2 separate regions of the Homo sapiens genome follow, and region 2 is linked to region 1. The links are chromatin contacts, found by Hi-C or POLR2A ChIA-PET in ENCODE. All regions are on one chromosome and are shown on one strand. The core of a region is the stretch at or near the end of the contact, and the rest is flanking DNA. Distances in the headings are between cores, read along the strand shown.

The links. Hi-C counts contacts between places; a loop is a spot of excess contacts on that map. ChIA-PET counts read pairs that join two places held with the same protein, here RNA polymerase II (POLR2A). Pooled maps may share reads with other maps.
Region 2: a loop to region 1 is called in a map of GM12878, with 3 times the contacts of the local background. The contact joins the promoter of LINC02673 here to the promoter of ACBD5 in region 1. A Hi-C loop is called at or near these places in 5 of 168 maps with a recorded cell type or tissue (GM11168, GM12878 and GM13976), 19 of 37 single-sample maps with no recorded cell type and 13 of 50 pooled maps. POLR2A ChIA-PET finds 5 or more read pairs at or near these places in 4 of 52 experiments (GM12878, activated CD4-positive, alpha-beta memory T cell, activated T-cell and 1 more).

Annotation. Positions count from the first base shown.
Region 1 is chr10:27,238,633-27,242,051 of GRCh38, forward strand. ACBD5 (acyl-CoA binding domain containing 5) reads right to left here and starts at 2,165. Exons shown (of 13, transcript NM_145698.5): 1 at 2,042-2,165; 2 at 1,687-1,852. The coding sequence starts at 2,056. RefSeq lists enhancers at 1,217-1,719, 1,677-1,936, 3,387-3,419 and a silencer at 2,057-2,166.
Region 2 is chr10:27,342,008-27,345,341 of GRCh38, forward strand. LINC02673 (long intergenic non-protein coding RNA 2673) reads left to right here and starts at 1,429. Exons shown (of 2, transcript NR_187428.1): 1 at 1,429-2,644; 2 at 2,732-2,910.

The DNA.
Region 1 (3,419 bases), core at 915-3,414:
GTTCAGACAACACCATAGAAGGAAAGAAATTACAAATGGAACACTATTTTGTGTATATTTGTTTTTAAAAATTTCTGAATCTGCATTTAATGAATTTTTATTGAATGATGTGTTGAATATTTGTTACCTATAATTATTGAAATTATTGATAATTAATGATAATTAATGAAAACAGAAATCATGATATTAAATACTATAGTAACATATTATTGTTGTATTCAGTTAGTTTTACAACTGTGGCACAGTAGTAGCACCTATAATTACTTTCTAAATATGTTTATTGGGCCGGGCGCGGTGGCTCATGCCTGTAATCCCAGCACTTTGGGTGGCCCAGGAGGGCAGATCACCTGAGGTCGGGAGTTCAATACCAGCCTGACCAACATGGAGAAACCCCGTCTCTACTAAAAATACAAAATTAGCCGGGCATGGTGACGCACGGGTGTAATCCCAGCTGCTGGGTAAGCTGAGGCAGAAGAATCGCTTGAACCTGGGAGGTGGGGGTTGAGGTGAGCTGAGATTGTACCATTGCACTTCAGCCTGGGCAACAAGAGCGGAACTCCATCTCTAAAGAAATAAATATGTTTATTGTGAAATATAATTCATATAATGTAGAAAGATATGAATTGAAAAGTACGTCTTGCTTCTAAGACTCTGCATTTAGAACAGAGAAAAATATTTAATGGCCAAAAACTTCACATTGGTCTATGACATAAAATTACAAATTCAAAAAGCTCTGCAAATCGTGAACAGGGTTAATATGAAGAAAAACCACATCTACTAGTCAAATTGCTGAAAACCGAAGATAGAAAAGAAATCTAAAAAGCAGCCAGAGAAATAGCACATTAAATACAAGAAGGAGATCAGCCACTGGAATGACTTTTTTCTCACCAGCTGCAAAGAAGGTCCAATATGAGTATAAAAAAGAACATTATACAATGGAATAGCAAATAAAAAGGTAGAAAATATATATTTATTAAAATAGAAATTACTTCACAATTGACTATAGTTATTCTTTCTTTTCTGTCCCTTCATATCAAAAGTTTTCAAAACGCTTAAGCTGGTAGACCCTATGAGTGTGTGGCATTAGGCATCCCCAGCCTAGATTTTTGTTTGTTTGTTTGTTTGTTTGTTTGAGATGGAGTCTGGCTCTGTCGCCCAGGCTGGAGTGCAGTGGCACGATATCGGGTCACTGCAACCTCTGCCTCCCGGGTTCAAGCAATTTCCCTGTCTCAGCCTCCCGAGTAGCTGGGACTACAGGCGCACGCCACGAAGCCTGGCTAATTTTCGTATTTTTTAGTAGAGACGGGGTTTCACCATATTGGTCAGGCTGGTCTTGAACTCCTGACCTCAGGTGATCCATCCACCTCGGCCTCCCAAAGTGTTGGGATTACAGGCTTGAGCCACCGCGCCCGGCCCGGATTTATTTTTTAACACACCCAAATCCGCAGTCATTAAGTGACAAGACTTTTGTTTTCAACAATATGAAGTACTTAAAATCTGGATATTAGATTTTTCTCCGGTTTGGAAGATCAAAAGGTAATTAATTCATATTCAATAGCTCCCCTTCCACTACATGGCTCCTACACAGAAAAAAAGGCTAAATAAACAACACTAGAACCAGAAAGTGAAAGGGGGCTTTGGGGCTCTCTGCAGGAGGCGTCTACAGCCGGGGCCCAGCGCACGTACCATTCTTCGGCAAACTCTGGATCACCTTCACGGCCGCCTCAAACCTAGTCTCGTGCACGGATCTCGTGTCCGCCATCTCCAGCTGCCAGTGTTGGCCCCGGTCCCAAGGTCTGTCGGCGGGAATCAGGCAGCAGCAGCACCAGCTTTCCCAAGAGCCTGCATGAAACTGGAACATGGAGCGCAGCCGCGGATCAACATGCCCCAAAAGGAGGAGGCCCGGGAGCGAAGCGGGTCAGTTCCCCTTTGCCCTGCCCTATCCAGGCCACACAGATCGAAGCGGCCCGGCTCCTTCCTCCTCCCCCGGGGCGTGACTAAGGCCACGAATCCGGCCCGCGACGACAGCAAAACAACTCACCGAGAGGAAGAGCATGTCTAGCAGAAGACAGAGGGGGTCCGGGCATCGGTGGCCGCGGAGCCGCTCTCCCACCCTGGGGACCCTGGCGGAGCAGCCACACCCCCCATTCCGCCGGAGTCCGTCTGTCAGTCCGTGCCCTCCCCACAGCCCCGCCCCAGAGTCACCGGAGGACCCACTGGCGCCGCCGCCGCCGCAGCAGCAGTGCAGCAAACCCCACCCACCCGACCCGCCGCCGCGGCAAGGACGCGCGCGGTCCGTCTGTCCCCAGAGGAGGGTCCGGGAAGCGGGGAAAGGGGGCCACAGTCCCGGCTTGGTGCGGGGAGCACACTGTGCGCGCTTTTGTTCAGAAGGGGGAAACCGAGGCCGGACCGATGTGTCCGCTCTGGCAGCCGGGTGGACGAAGTGCGCGCTGGGGATGCGCGGTTGGGTTCTGCACCTGGGCCCAAAGCTGCACGCGACGGCACCGCTGGGCAACAAAAATGACTCTGCGGTCCCCAGCGCCTGCACTCTCCTAAGTTAAGGTTTGAGGAAGTTAAATGGGGCCTAAGCAAAGGGCTTTAAGTCGGGACAGGTTCTGTGAGAAACTCCAGTTCTGCCATTTAAATTATGTGACCTAGGGCAAGTCACTTAGCCTTTCCAGTGGCAATCGTGACACCCACTCTAAAGGGTAGATGGAGAAAAGCATTGGGGACCTTGGATGGAGGTGCTCAGCAGTCCCTGGCCCGCAGGTCTTCGACAGTTTTCGCTGCCCTGAGCCAAGAACGTCCGAGGAGCAGCCGAAGGAGAGAGGAGGTCGCCGGCTCCTAAACTGGGCTGGGACGGAGGGCAACTTCCCCTACACTACCCTTTCCACCCAGCCCCAGGGAGCCAGGCACCTCCAGCGGGATTTAATAGGAGACTGGGCATGGGGACGGCCGGGCACAGTGGCTCACGCCTGTAATCTCGATACTTTGAGAGGTCGAGTGGGGAGGATTGCTTGAGGCCAGGAGTTCAAGACGAGCCTGGCAACATGGCGATACCCTGGCTCTATTTAAGAAACCAATAATTAAAAAAAAAAATAAAAATAGGATACTGGGCGTAGAGGGCGGGGCCAATGAGGAGTCTTTACGGGTCGTCAACCCTAGAAAGGGGGTGCCCTGGGCCTTCAACTTACTAGCGCAACCCCCTGCGTCCTTAGGCATTTGGGAAGTGCCCCAGGCCGAACGTTGGTGGTGGGACTGACTAGGTTGTGGGGGGTGGAGTCCTGTAGCCCGGAAATCCCAAAGTCTCCCGGATGGAAGAGTCGTTTTTGTCAGTTAGGGGGATGGGTTAGGAGGGTTACTAGGAAAAATCTAGGCGCAGATCGTAAGTTACTCTTCCCTCTGAGCCGCGGCGCCGG
Region 2 (3,334 bases), core at 179-2,678, 100 kb after region 1:
AAGAAATTTTAGCTTTTAAGAGTACTACGCAAAAGGAGAGTTGAAATAAAAACAACAAATTGTTAAAACAAAGTACTCCTTTAATATTTTAAAAACTTCAAGCCAAAGAAAACTTGGGATTCAAATGAATAGGTATGGCTCATTTTATTTTGTATTTAGATTTACAGAATGTATATTAATTCATATTTAGATTTATGGAGGGAGTACATGTAAATTAGGTATTTCCAATTATTCATATTACTATTTAAAGCTGTTATAAATTTCCAAAATCGTGGTTGGTAGTTATCTTTTACTAATTTCTCACTTCAGAAGTATTTTTGTTTGAAAGATGAGAGGAAAAGCTTCAATTGAGATTCAGTCCTATTACTCCAATTTTAAGCCTCTCATGTTGCTGAGGCTGAGCAGGTAAATGTGAAATTTTTAAGGATGAAAGGGTCTTGAGAGTTAATAGAATGTGTCTTCTACATAATAGGCATTCAGCTTACATGTGATAAATGGATTCAAAGAATGGATAAATATAGTTGGGAAGTTCAATATCTTAAAAAACTGCTATAAATAAAGCACTTATATTTGCTACTTTATTTTCCTAATAACAAAACTACACTAAAATGATTAATCTGTAATTATTGACATATATATAATAAATCTAGATATAATAAAAATATGTTTCTAATAAAATGTACATGTAAATCAACAAGCACAGATAAAAAGTTTCTCTTCTGAAAATGCTAAAAGTTCACAGAATATACTAATCCACAAAAAATAAAAATTAAAATATAGAAAGTGAAAAATTATTTTAATCTGTGCAAAATTCATATTCCTGCTCTTCCCCAAAATTATTTCATTAATAATAAACTTTTACTAATAACATTGTACTTGTTCAATGCAGAAATCAAAGATAATAAAAAGGAAAAACATTTTATATTAAAACAAATGCCCTCAAATAACAAATTTTATCATATTTCGTACATAATTTCAGATAACACAAGACCATCATCTGTATGTATAAACAAACTGAACTTTACCCTTACTTGGTACACCAAAATACATTTTCAAATGTCAACATACTTCTGTATATGTTTCTACATTCAGTGGTCACATTTTATCCCACGCTGTAAATTCACTGAAATGTATTTATAAAAGCCATTGTATGGATTCTTCTTAATACACTGATATTTTAAGCAGCGCTCAAAAAAGAAATTGTGTGTATGTTTCCTTATTTTCTAAAAATATCTTAATGTAATAGAATTGATCACCAACAGGCATATACAATTTTTTAAATATGGTACTTACCACCAAATTGTCTATTTGAAAAGTCATCTGCAACTTAAACTTTAAGCAGCAGTATAAATATCACTGCTCTTTATCCTCATAAACTTTGTGGATAGAAAACAGTATTTGATTCCTGTTTTAACTTAAATGCCTTCTCTAACGAGGAACACTAAATATTGTTTCCTGTGTGCATAAGTCACTTGCAGATCTAGAAGAAGGAGTTTGCCCAATTTTAAATTAGAGGCAAAGTACTTTTCTTAGATCTGCAATTTACATCTCTAATTTAAATTGCCCAATTTTAAATAGAGGATTTTTTTGTTGATTTGAGTGAATTCTCTGTAAAATGAAGATTTTTAAATCTGCTATATATACACACATGCACATACATGTGTAGTAAATATTTTACAAGTATGCTGCCTTTTATTTTTTCTCAAATGCAGGGTAATTTTTGTTTTGCTAAATTAACCTTCACAATGCTTATTTCTGAGAGTCTTAGAAAGGTTTTGTCAACATAAAAATGTATCTGTGTAAATAGGCATTTATATTTTCTTCTGATTTTTTTTCATTTTGTATATTAAAAATTTTTAATCTATATTCCATCAGGAACTTATTTCTTTTATGTACTGTAACTTTGGCATTTTTTTCTAGAGATCATCAAACCCAAGAGAGTCTAGATTTTCTCCTGTTATTTTCCAGAAGTTTTATAGTTTTGTATTTGACATTTAGGTCCGTGATTCATTTTGACTTAATTTTTGTGAGAAGGTAAGATCTGATTCATTTTTTTTACATGTGGGTATTCAGTTGTTCCAGCACCACTTTCTGAAGAAACCAACCTTTGTTTCATCATGTTGCCTTTACTTTTTCATCAAAGATTAATTAAATATATCGATGTGTCGCTATTTCTAAACTCTCTGTCTTGTTTCATTAACCTGTCTATTCTTTCATCAATATGATACTGCCTTGATTACCGTAGCCTTACAGTAAGTCTTGAAGTTGAGTAGTGCCTGTCTGTCCTCCAGCTTTGTTCTCCTTCAATATTGTGTTAGCTATTCAAGGTCTTTTTCTTCCCCATATAAGCTTTAGAATTACTTTTTCTATATCCATAAAATAATTTGCTTCCATTTTGATTAGAAGTGCATTGAATCTGTACATTGGTAAGAAATGACATCCTGATGATACTGAGTTATTCTATTCATGAATATGATGTATCTTCTCCATCTCTTCAGTTCTTTTTTTATTTCCATCATCACATATGGACAGTTTATGAAATTACATAACTCCCTCTACCTTGACCAAAGGACAGTGATGAATTCCTCGTTCTGCAGCCAACAAGTCACCTCTGAGGGCCATGTGTCTAAACATAGACAGGAGGGTAAGAAAATGATAAAGACATCCTGGGAAAAATAGGAAATTCGAGAATCAGCAACTGTGTCTAAGTAACTCCTTTCCATTTCCCCAGGACACCTGTTGCTTCAGCCAACACCTGCTGGCATGTGCTGAGGATGCTGGTGCTGCTGGCTTTCCCAGCCCTGCCCCCGGGGCTGCTTTGGGTGTGTGCCTCTTGACTTTAGTGAGAATGTACTTTTTCATCCCTACCATGGGTGAAAAGTTTTCACAAATAAAAACTTTTTAAAATAATGCCAACTTTTGTATTAGATAGAGGTGCTGCGTGTGCAGGTTTGCGTGTGTCTTTTTGGTAGAATGTTGTATTTTCTTTTGGGGATATTCCCAGTAATGAGATTGCTGGGTCAATTAGTAGCTGTGTTTTACATCTTTTGAGAAATCCCCAAACTGCTTTCCACAGTGGCTGACCTAATTTACATTCCCAGAGACAGTGAATAGGAGTTTCCTTTGCAGCCTCGCCAGCATCTGTTAACAAATGACCACTTTTATTCCAGACATAGATCATCTGTTAGTTTTGATTTTAGCACATCCTCTGAAGAAGATAGTGTTTTTCACAACCAAAGATGATTTCACCTTCCAAACGTGTTTTTTTTTTCTCATTTTCTGATGGCATGCGGAACTTTCTGTCTGCATCAGTTTGGGTATAAGTTAAGAGCAT